2 separate regions of the Homo sapiens genome follow, and region 2 is linked to region 1. Evidence: chromatin contacts called from ENCODE Hi-C or POLR2A ChIA-PET data. All regions are on one chromosome and are shown on one strand. The core of a region is the stretch at or near the end of the contact, and the rest is flanking DNA. Distances in the headings are between cores, read along the strand shown.

The links. A loop is a pair of places that touch in the nucleus more often than their neighbours do. ChIA-PET counts read pairs that join two places held with the same protein, here RNA polymerase II (POLR2A). Pooled maps may share reads with other maps.
Region 2: a loop to region 1 is called in a pooled map, with 4 times the contacts of the local background. The contact joins the enhancer-like site here to the promoter of CEP112 in region 1. A Hi-C loop is called at or near these places in 2 of 37 single-sample maps with no recorded cell type and 4 of 50 pooled maps. POLR2A ChIA-PET finds 5 or more read pairs at or near these places in 1 of 52 experiments (activated T-cell).

What each region holds. Positions count from the first base shown.
Region 1 is chr17:66,189,157-66,194,854 of GRCh38, reverse strand. It overlaps CEP112 (centrosomal protein 112), which reads left to right and starts at 2,722. Exons shown (of 27, transcript NM_001199165.4): 1 at 2,722-2,858.
Region 2 is chr17:66,438,371-66,444,068 of GRCh38, reverse strand. All of the region lies in intron 2 of PRKCA (protein kinase C alpha), which reads right to left. Among named protein-coding and RNA genes, the nearest start is that of PRKCA-AS1, 24 kb to the right of the region's middle. RefSeq lists an enhancer at 2,405-2,604. Within about 2 kb of position 2,873, at least 5 of the 41 ENCODE cell types and tissues checked have a DNase peak (open chromatin) inside an H3K27ac peak, as active enhancers do.

The DNA.
Region 1 (5,698 bases), core at 1,473-3,972:
ATTTTTAGTAGAGATGGGGTTTCACCGTGTTAGCCAGGCGGGTCTCGATCTCCTGACCTCGTGATCCGCCTGCCTCGGCCTCCCAAAGTGCTGGGATTACAGGCGTGAGCCACCACGCCTGGCCGACAAGAGAATATTTACCTGGCTTCATCCTTGAGGTTCCTGAATAGGCTCTGAGTTCAGCAATTTCTTCCCAAATATTTGTAGAGGTCCCCAGGGTGAGTCACATGGGTGCTCTGTGTATGATGGAACTACCCTATCATAGTGCTCTGTCTCTGACTGAGCTACTTGGGAGGCTGAGGTGGGAGGATTGCTTGAGCTCAGGAGTTGGAGGCTGTAGTGAGCTATGATCATGCCACTGCACTCCAGCCTAGGTGACAGAGCCAGGCTCTGCCTCTAAAAAAAGAAAAAAGAAAATTCTCAAAGGAAGTTCTTTACACTGTAAGATTAGGAATCACTCTCTTATACAAAGAGGAAGATGCTACATGAAGGGCAACTCACGGCCAACACTTTGCTTCATGCATCATCACTTTCCCCTTCAATTTTGCATATTGCCATTGAACCAGATCTCTTTAGGATGACTTACTTTTTCTTTTTTTTTTCGAGATAGAGTCTCACTCTGTTACCCAGGCTAGAGTGCAGTGGCGTGATCTTGGCTCACTGCAACCTCCACCTCCTGGGTTCAAGCGGTTCTCCTGCCTCAGCCTCCTGAGTAGCTGGGATCACAGGCGTCTGCCACCACACCTGCTAATTTTTGTATTTTTAGTAGAGACGGGGTTTCACCATATTGGCCAGGCTGGTCTTGAACTCCTGACCTCATGATCCACCTGCCTCAGCCTCCCGAAGTGCTGGGATTACAGGCATGAGCCACCATGCTCAGCCAGGATGACTTAATTTCTAGGAGGTTCCTTGGTTCTCAGGTAAGGAGTTTCCAAGTGAAACTTGCCTACCAGTCGTCTAAACATGACATGTAGGCTTGAGTTCTAAGGTGAACACAGCTCAGGCTCAAGCTGGTATCCCTTTCATGTTATATACATATAACATAAATAATAAAACTCTCTATGCATATCTTAATATTTTTATTTGCATGTGTGTGTATATATGAATGAAAAATATATAAATGAAAATGATATATATAAATGAAAAAAATGACAATCAGCTTGTTCTTAAAAGCGGGAAGGGAGATCTACTCATCTTATTTTCACCTAAGTAGAGGAAATATTTAAAGACATTTTTCATTTTCAGTTATATTTTTCTGCTATAGTTATTTCCTCTGAGATGAGCTTGAGCTTGTTACATTTTTTCTTTGATTTATCTTCTATTTATTTATCTTCTATTTTTCTTTTCATGTTTATTTAGACACCATTTGTCAAATTCATTTCATATTCTTTCAGCAATGCAGTTTATGATTCTAAAAATTGCATATATTTATTATGCACAACATTGTGAAATGACTAAGTCAAGCTAATTAACATAAGCGTTGCTTCACATACTTATTAATTTTGTGATGAGAACACTTAAGATGTACTCTTTTAGCAATTTTCAAGAACACAATACATTATCATTTACTATGGTCACCACGTTGTAAAATAGATCGCTTAGACTTATTCCTCCAATCTAACTTAAATTTTGTTTCCTTTGACCAATGTCCTCCTCCTCCTGAGGCTGGAGTAGGGTAGTTTATCTTTTTTTTTTTTTTTGAGTCTCGCTCTGTCGCCCAGGCTAGAGTGCAGTAGCGCAATCTCGGCTCACTGCAACCTTTGCTTCCCGGGTTCAAGCAATTCTCCTGCCTCAGCCTCCCGAGTAACTGGGATTACAGCCGTGTGCCACCACGCCTGGCTAATTTTTTGTATTTTTAGGAGAGACAGGGTTTCACCGTGTTAGCCCGGATGGTCTCGATCTCCTGACCTCCTGATCCGCCCACCTTGGCCTCCCAAAGTACTGGGATTACAGACGTGAGCCACCCCGCCCGGCCAGTTTATCTATCTTGAATGTATTAACTGACTGGTTAAATTCCTGCAATTGCATGCTTGATTTTGCATCCTTGATTCTCAGTACTAATTATCTGGATTATATATCATTCCCTAGTTATAAACATGTTCAAGTATGCTTTTGAAAACTAAACATTCTTAAAAGCATTCTGTACCCTTTATTTTCCTTAGCATGATTTGTCTTTGAGACAAGGAAGAGCTAGCTGTTGGTGTTTACTTCCAGTGAGATAGGTTTTAAAAAGAACCTTTTGAAGAATTTGACTTGGGTTTTGATATATCAGAGAGTGAGGAAATTTTCACTTGAGACCCATTCAACTCTGATGTCTGTCCACATAACGGATCACCCCTTTTGTGAACATCCTCCAGCCGCCCCATTTTCTGTGCCCTTATTTTTTCGCCACGGCCCCTAAGGTGATCATAAGCGACTCTGCGCGGGATGCGGGAGGGCAGCAGCATTCAAACTGTGGTCGGGTTATCCCGGAAGCTTCGACTGGGGACCCGCCAAGGGGCCCACAAGCTGGGGTGCGAGTCTGGCGGTTGCTGGGCCAGCAGGAGCGTCGCCATGGCAACGGGGCCGCGCGCACGCCGCCACCTGTGGGTGGAGAAATGCCCGCGCGGAAGTCTCCGCCCCCAGCCTGGGGCGCCGGTGGTCGCCGCCGCCGGGAACGTCGCCATGGCAACCGCACCGCAGGCTAGAGGGGTGGAGTAGGGGGCGGGGAAATGCGAGCGCGAAAGTCCCCGCCCCCGGGCTGCTGGGCGGCGGCGACCCAGCGGCCCGCAAGGATTTGAAACCGTTTGGCAGGGGCGGCGGTGGCGGCGGCGTTGGCGGCAGCGGCCGAGCGGAAAGCTTGCGTGTGGTGGTGCCAGGTTCTCGTTTTTTTCTGAATTTCCTTCCCCCGCCCCTCCCACCAGGTTCTTGAGTGGAATTTTGCGCCGGTGGCTGCCGCCCCGCCCTTGCGGGCCCGTTCGGGAAGGGGCGTCGCCCTCAGGCCCTGGGCCCGTTCTCCGGGCCTGGGGGGCGCGCGCCCCTGGGGTCCCGGCGCTGCCCGCTGTGGTGTCCCCGGCAGGCAGAGCGCGATCCAGGCCGGGACGACTTGGGAAAGTTCTAAGTAAAGTTTGATCAGCCGGTTTGATCGGTCTGACGTGGTCCAAGAGTCTGACCCAAGGGTTTGCGACTGGGAGAGGAAATCTGTGTCCTGGACAAGGTAGGAGCGCGGCCTGGGCCTGGGCCTCGGCGGGCCGAGGAAGGGACTGCCAGGAACGGCACCGCTGGAGTTTTCAATTCCGTCCCAGAAAAGAGTCTCAGAACAATCAGCTGGATTTGCGGGGACAGAACCAGGGCGCTGGTTGGTTTGCAGAAAGTCATAGGCCGCTTGGAGAGGCCCAAGCCCAGCACCGCCGCATGTAGGATGCTACCCTGTGTTTCTGAGTTAATTATTTTTAAGTGTTCAAGAGAACGACATAAGTAAATGTGAACAGCTTTTCTGATCATTGCACGGCTACTTTTATTTGTTTTTAATATTTTAAGATGAGTCAAAATAAGATAGAAAAGGCACATTAAATTCCATGAGCCTCTCCACAGTGGTCAGGCTGCAGCTTAGTGGAATGCATGGTATTAATAATTTGTGCAGTGTTCAGGCCCAGCTGTCACTGTCCACTAAGAACCTAGGTCAGTGACTTCACCTCACTTAAGCCTCAGCTTCCTTCTTCCTCTGTGAAATGACCATGGAAATGGTGCGGAAATGGTAGGGCCGGGCCAGAGAATAAACTGAGATTTGTTTCTAAAGCACACACTGAGCTACGGGTAGAGTCAGGGAAGGCTCTTGTCAAAACATCCACACGTGTAAGCCAGAGAAAACGTGCACCTCTAATCCTTTTTAATTTGTCGACGTTTCCAGTTTTCTTTAATGACCCACAATATATTTAAAATATGATTTGATTGAACAAAATGGGTTTTACACAACTTCCAAGAACGTTTGTTTTGTTTGGCAAGGAGTGTGATATGAATGAAGTGTATTCTTTGCTTGGCAGTTGTGACTCCTTTTTTTCCCAGACCTTTTAATACTTGTGGTTTGGTTATGTTTGCTGACTGTAGGGTAGGTAAGCCCATTTTGTAGCTGTCCAAAAAGAAGTTTAAAAAAAGGCAGCATGGGTGAGTTTAATAAAAGACATGATCCAAATATAGATTGTAGCTATAAGCAAGAGTCACCCAATTTACTTCTTTTTTACCTTTGGAATTATTTATTTTTTTGAGACAGTCTTGCTCTGTGGCCCAGGCTGGAGTGCAGTGGTGCAAACTCAGCTCACGCTCACTGCAACGTCCGTCACCTGGGTTACCTTTGAAATAATTTATATAACTGATAGGCACACTATAATTACTCTAAGCCTAAGCCAAAGATGTTGCTTTACTTATTTTTCAATTCCAGTAATTTAAATTTTCAATTCTGATAAATGGTATGAAACTTTTGATAAGTTGGAACTTAGATACAATTTGTGAATATGATGTAATTTGTTTTTAAATTATTTATTTTTCATTTTCAATTTTTTTTTTTTTGAGACGGAGCTTTGCTCTTGTCACCCAGGCTGGAGTGCAGTGGCATGATTTCAGCTCACTGCAACCTCTGCCTCCCAGGTTCAAGCGATTCTCCTGCCTCAGCTTCCTGAGTAGCTGGGATTACAGGTGCCTGCCACCATGCCCGGCTAATTTTTGTGTTTTTAATTGGCCAGGCTTGTCTCGAACTCCTGACCTCAGGTGACCCTCCCGCCTCGGCCTCCCAAAGTGCTGGGATTACAGGTGTGAGCCACTGCACCCGTTCCATTTTCAGGTTTTTTGAGACAGGGTCTCACTTTATTGCTCAGGCTGGAGTGCAGTGGTGTGATCTTGGCTCATTGCAGCCTTGACCTCTTGGGCTCAAGTGATCCTCCCACCTCAGTCTCCCGAGTAGCTGGGACTACAGATGCATGCTACCATGCTTGGCTAATTTTTGTATTTTTTTGTAGAGACAGGGTCTCACTATGTTGCCCAGGCTGGTCTTGAACTCCTGGGATCAAATGATCCACTCACCTTGGCCTCCCGAAGTGTTTGGATTACAGATGTGAGCCACCACACCTGGCCAATAAGATGTAATTTGTATAGCAATAATTCCTTGAAGGTTTGAAATGTTAGTTTTTTTGTTTCTTTTTCCATTTCTTTATTTTTTTGGAGAAAAATTAAGGGATAAGAAGAAGCAGATTTTTAGTTTTTACCAAATGTTACTTTGATTCTTTAGTTTTTTTTTTAAATGTATACTTCAATATTGCATGTCAATATAGCAATTCCAATTGCCTTTCTACTTTTCAAAATACTTTTTTTTTTTTTTTTGAGACAGAGTTTTGCTGTGTCACACAGGTTGAGTGCAGTGGCACCATCTCAGCTCACTGCAAACTCCGCCTCCCGGGTTCAAGCGATTCTCCTGCTTCAGCCTCCCTAGTAGCTGGGAATACAGGTGTGTGCCACTTTGCCCAGCTAATTTTTTTGGTATTTTTAGTAGAGACGGGGTTTCACCATGTTGGCCAGGCTGGTCTTGAACTCCTGACCTCAAGTTATCCGCCTGCCTCAGCTTCCCAACGTGCTGGGATTACAGGTGTGAGCCAACGCGCCTGGCCTTCAAAATACTTTTTAATTAGTTGGAGATATTGCTCACTTATATGTAAATGGCCAATATAAT
Region 2 (5,698 bases), core at 1,624-4,123, 250 kb before region 1:
TTTTATCCTTATCATCCCCCAATTACAGAATGAGAAACTGAGACTCAGAAAAAGACTCAACAGCCTTCTGAGGCTCGTGAGGCGGAGGGCACAGGTCTCAACTCAAGTCTGCCCAGGTCCGAAGCCATCATTAGATTTCCTGACCGCCTGCGTTTCTGGGTTAAGTCTGTGCTCAGATGTAGCGGGTATCCATTCACACACTTTTCCTCCTCCCTTGGTACCTTGCCAGCCTAATTCACTGCCTCTGCAAGCAGAGAACATTCTTTTTCATTAGGTGTGGGTGGTCAGGAATTTAATATTAGCTAACTTCTCCCCCTGCCCTTTCCTCCATCCTCTGCGGTCTTTACTTCTCTCATTAAATGGGCCACACATGTCATCGTGAGGACTACCATTCAGTAGCAAGTCATTTACCAAGGGCCTGTCCCGTTTCAGGGCAGGCAGCACAGCAGGCTGTGTGTGGACTCAGTTTCATAGAGCCCAACATGCCACCATGTCACTCACCATAACAGACATTTACCTGCAGCTGAAGAAAAGGGTATCATGCACTGAGTGGGTTATTTATTGAGTCAAGTTCATTCTTCCATAAACTCTCATGGGCACACTCTACAGCCAGAGCAAACGGGCTTCCTGTTTAATACACAACGACATCTAAGAAGCCTCACTTTATTTCTTAGCCTCTAGTTTCCAAGGCTACACTTCTTTCCAAGAGTAACAAATGCCAACAACCTCATCATAGTTTTCCCCTAAGTTACTTCCCATTCATTATTTTCTAGCCTCCAGTTAGAATGCAGCTGGTGAGGGACTGGCCCCCTCATCATTATAACATTGAACAGACAGGCATAGAAACAATTCAGAAAGAGCAGTCCCAGCATCAAACCAGAACCAGAAGGTCTTGATTCCAGACCCTCATGGACCACTTGCAGCAAATGGGGCAAAAGTTTCTGAACACCTCTGAGCTTCAGCTGTTTGTCTATAAAATAAGGTTTCTACTAACCAACGGGAGTCCAAGAGATCAAATGAGATATGATGTGTGTAGCTGCACAAACGTCAGATGATAACCAAAAAAGGGACGATGGCCAGGGCTCCTGCCAGAGTCACCTCGTGTTCAGGTCAACAATGGCAGCGTTTATGGTTCCCAAAAGGTGAGAACAGTTACCGGCTCTGAGGCAAACAGGGATCCAGGAATTGCTCATAACCACTCAATTCTGGAAGTTATCTCAAAAGAGAGAAAAGTGTGTCCATGTATGTAAGAAAAGGCAAAAAATGGATATGAAACACAAACACCTGACAAATGAGTACTTACATGTGCTATGGGTTGGGGTTCAAGGGTAAACAACAAAACAGCCCCTGGCCTCGCTAAGCTTGCAGTCTAATGGGAGAGGTGAACATGAATTAAATAATTATCAAACAAAATTCTGCATTACAGCTGGGATGGAGGCTATGAAGAAAAAGTGTGGGTGATGAGGAGAGGCGGCTGGAGACGCAGGGCAGCTGATGATACAGGGCCTTGTAGGCCAGTTTAAGGATCCTGGACTTCATCCTAGAAGCAATGGGAAGCCTTTAAATGATTACAGGCAGAAAGCGTGGGGTGGAGCTGGGAATGCTAAAGATCACTCTCTGAAGTGGAAAAGAGATTGAAGGAGGGAGGGGGCCAGGAATGGGTACAGGGAGGCCAGGTGAGGAGCTGGGGGACTGTAACATCATGATGTTACAGGCAGGTGCAGTGGCTCACGCCTGTAATCCCAGCACTTTGGGAGGCCTGGGTGGGTGGATCACTTGAGGTCAGGAGTTCAAGACCAGCCTGGCCAGTATGAAACCCTGTCTCAACTAAAAAAAAAAAAAATCAGCCAGGCATGGCAGGCACCTGTAGCCCCAGCTACTTGGGAGGCTGAGGCAGGAGAATCGCTTGAATCCAGGAGGCAGAGGTCACAGTCAGTTAAGATCGTGCCACTGCACTCACACCTGGCAACAGAGCGAGACTCCATCTCAAAGAAAAAAAAAAGAGAGAGAGACTAACATCATGATGAAAAACATGATGCTATATAAAAAATATCCCTTGGCAGAGTTGGGGCCCTAAAGCCAAACTGTCTGGAACCTGGGCACAGTCCTGTGTGATATTTCCATCTGTCCGCCCGTCCATCCATCCACCCACATTTATTAGTGGAGTGAAATGCCGTGGTATAAACATCTCTGGGACCATCACCCAGAGAGGACACCATTAGCATCTATTATGGTATAAATATACATACGTCATAGCTTTCAGAAGGTCTAAGAGGAAAAATCATTTCAGTGTAAATTAAATGTTCCTTGTCTTCACCTGAAAAAAAAAGTATTATTTTGAGAACAAAAACATGAAAACTGGCTACAGGTTGAAAAAACCGCACAGCAGCTATCCGTGCCTCCTTTAGAAAGGGGATCACAGGCATTGACTTCCACTCAGAGGAGGTGCACAGACGTCCCCAGTGTGCCCAGAAACCACCTGAAGAGGAGAAGCAGCTCTGAGACGAGAGTCGTATGAAGATGTACAAAAATAAACATTTTCAAGGGTTTTCAAATACATGAGCAAACAGATGGGGTTTCAGTTCATTTTTAGAAACAGAAGCAGACTTTGAAGTGAAAGGGGAAGTAGGTTCCCCCTCAGGGATCCACGATCTCCCTCCACTTAGGAAAGAGGAGATGGCCAGAACTGTGAGCTTAAGAGCACCCCAATCTTTTTTTTTTTTTGGAAACAGGGCGTTGTTCTGTCGTCCAAGCTGGAATGCAGAGGTGTGATCACAGCTCACTGCAATCTCGAACTCCTGGCCTCAGGCCATCCTTCTGCCTCAGCCTCCTGAGGAGCTTGGCACCACAGGCACGTACCATCATGCCTAGCTAATTTACTTTTTTTTTTTTTTTTTTTTTTTTTTGGAGACAGAGTTTCGCTTTGTCTCCCAGGCTGGAGTGCAGTGCCGCGATCTGGGCTCAATGCAACATCCGTCTCCCGGGTCCAAGGAATTCTCATGCCTCAGCCTCTTGAGTAGCTGGGATTACAGGTGCCTGCTACCACGCCCGGCTAATTTTTTGTATTTTTAGTAGAGACAGGGTTCACCATGTTGCCAGGCTGATCTCAAACTCCTAAGCTCAGGCAATCCACCCGCCTCAGCCTCCCAAAATGCTGGGATTACAGGCATGAGCCACCATACCCGGCCCTGACTAATTTACTTTTCATTGAGATGGGGTCTTACGGTGTTGCCAGGGCTGGTCTCAAACTCCTGGGCTCAAGCAATCCTCCCATCTCAGCCTCCCAAAGTGCTGGGGTTCCCGGCCTGAGTCATCATGCCCAACCAATCTTTTAAGTGCTGGGATCTTGAAGAGTGTCCCTCACTGGCTCTCACTAGCCCACCCTCGGTCTGTGGGTTGTCCAGGCCTCAAAAAAGCCCCCTTGACCACCAGTCCCAGACTAGGTAACACCCCGGTTGTATGCACTTCCAGCATCCTATAGTTCTCCTGCCTGTCACTCACTGCCGCTGTGGCTCTGTCACTATTTGAGGATTTCCTGAATACCCATCTCTCTGCTACACTCTAAGCTCTGAAGGGGCAGGGGCCTCTTCTTGTCAGCAAAGTCTATCTTAGGACTCTAGAAATAGAAAGCAGGAGATGGAGACATGTGCTGACTTCCCGAATAACCCAATTCATTCAAAGTAATTATGTTTATAAAATACAGAGAGAAGAAACAAATGAACATTGGCTATACGTTAGGCACCACACTCTTCAGGTACAAAGGATCAGGAGTCCTTTCCGTCCTGTAGCTTTAGGGAACTGGTGGGGGGCTCTTAAAACCATGGGGTCTGGACTCATTTTGGGCTATTTTTATTCGCCTTGTCAGTCACTTGAGTTTAATCAATTCAATGTGGTCATAATCACTGAGAAGTCAATGACTTGGATCTAGGATTTTAGGACTTGGTGTTTCTGGCATTTCATAGGAAATAAATAAATCAAAGCCTACAGTAAGCAACCTTCTTAATACATCTTGGAAGGGGGGAAAACCCCAAGACCCTTATTTAGGATGAATATATTAATACAATACAAAGCACCCAACTTCTTTCTGGGAATGACTTAGGAAATCCATCAGCAGAAGGAGACAGTTGCACTTATTATGGGATTTCTAGGGCATGGGGGCGCAAAGACCAAAAAGAGTCTTGTTTTACTTTTCAAAACATGGAAATGCTGATTCCCTTTCTCTGCTTATGCTATCCAGGTCCTTAAGGTAAAATGCACAAAAGGTTTTCTTGGCAAATGATGAAAAATAGTGCTTCTTGCCAAAACGAACATCAGCAAAAGACCATGCGCCATGACCTATAGTATCCTTTGACAAAATGCAGATAAGCAGAGACCCCAGGCACCCTATTTTGCAACTGTGGTCCTCTACAAACCTCCAACGTGAAGGATCTCAAACTGTAAAGCACAGAGGACAACGAGGAGCCCTGTAAGAGCTGCAGAGCTATTTGAGAGACACGTATTTTGGAAAAGGACAGTAATAGGCCAGCCTATGCCATTTGTGGAAATGGTAGAGCAACATAATTTTTTTCACCTGTATAATGTGGGTAAAAGGCCGGGCACGATGGCTCATGCCTGTAATCCCAGCACTTCGGGAGGGCAAGGCAGGCAGATCACAAGGTCAGGAGTTCGAGACCAGCCTGGCCAATATGCTGAAACCCTGTCTCTACTAAAAAATACAAAAATTAGCCAGGTATGGTGGTGCACACCTGTAGTCCCAGCTACTCGGGAGGCTGAGGCAGAAGAGTCACTTGAACCTGGGAGGCGGAGGTTGCAGTGAGCTGAGATTGTGCCACTGCACTCCAGCCTGGACAACAAAGCAAGACTCTGTCTCAATAAAAAAAAGAAAGAAAAGAAAAGTGGGTAACAGTAGTATTTAATGTAGTACAGGCTGTTGGGAGGGTTGAATGAAATTAAACAAGACACAGAATATAAAGCGCTCAGTACAGTGCCTTATGCACTGAGGTCTTCAAGAAATGTCAGTTACTGCTGACAATAATGATGACAGGCCATTATTCCTACCACTGTTGAGAGGGGATGTTTCATTCCCTGTTCTCCCCTCAATCACTGATATGGTTTGGCTGTGTCCCCACCCAAATTTCATCTTGAATTGTAGTTCCCATAATCCCCACATGTCGTAGGAGGGACTAGGCAGAGATAATTGAATCATGGGGGGCAGTATCCCCCATCCTGTTCTCGTGAGAGTTAGTTTCTCACAAGAGCTGATGGTTTTATAAGGGGCTTCCCCCTTCACTGAGCACTCGTTCATTCTCCTTCCTGCTGCGCTGTAAAGAAGGACATGTTTGCTTCCCCTTCCACCATGATTGTGAGTTTCCTGAGGCCTCCCCAGCCATGCAGAACCATGAATCAATTAAACCTCTTTCCTTTATAAAGTACCTGGTCTCAGGTAGTATCTTTGCAGCAATATGAGAACAGACTAATACAATCATCTTCTCTTTTTACTCTGTTTTAAATGAAATAACCGGTTCTTAAAAATAATGTTCCACGAATGCTCAAAGCCAACTCAACAGAGTTTTCAAACAACTTGTTTCCTAAAGCTCTCCATTATTCGAGCTTTTTATGGCCAGGAAAAAGCCCAGTTGGGTGTTCACAGGTTTGGGCTCCCAATCTCACACCACTCAACTCATTTCACAAGGGCACG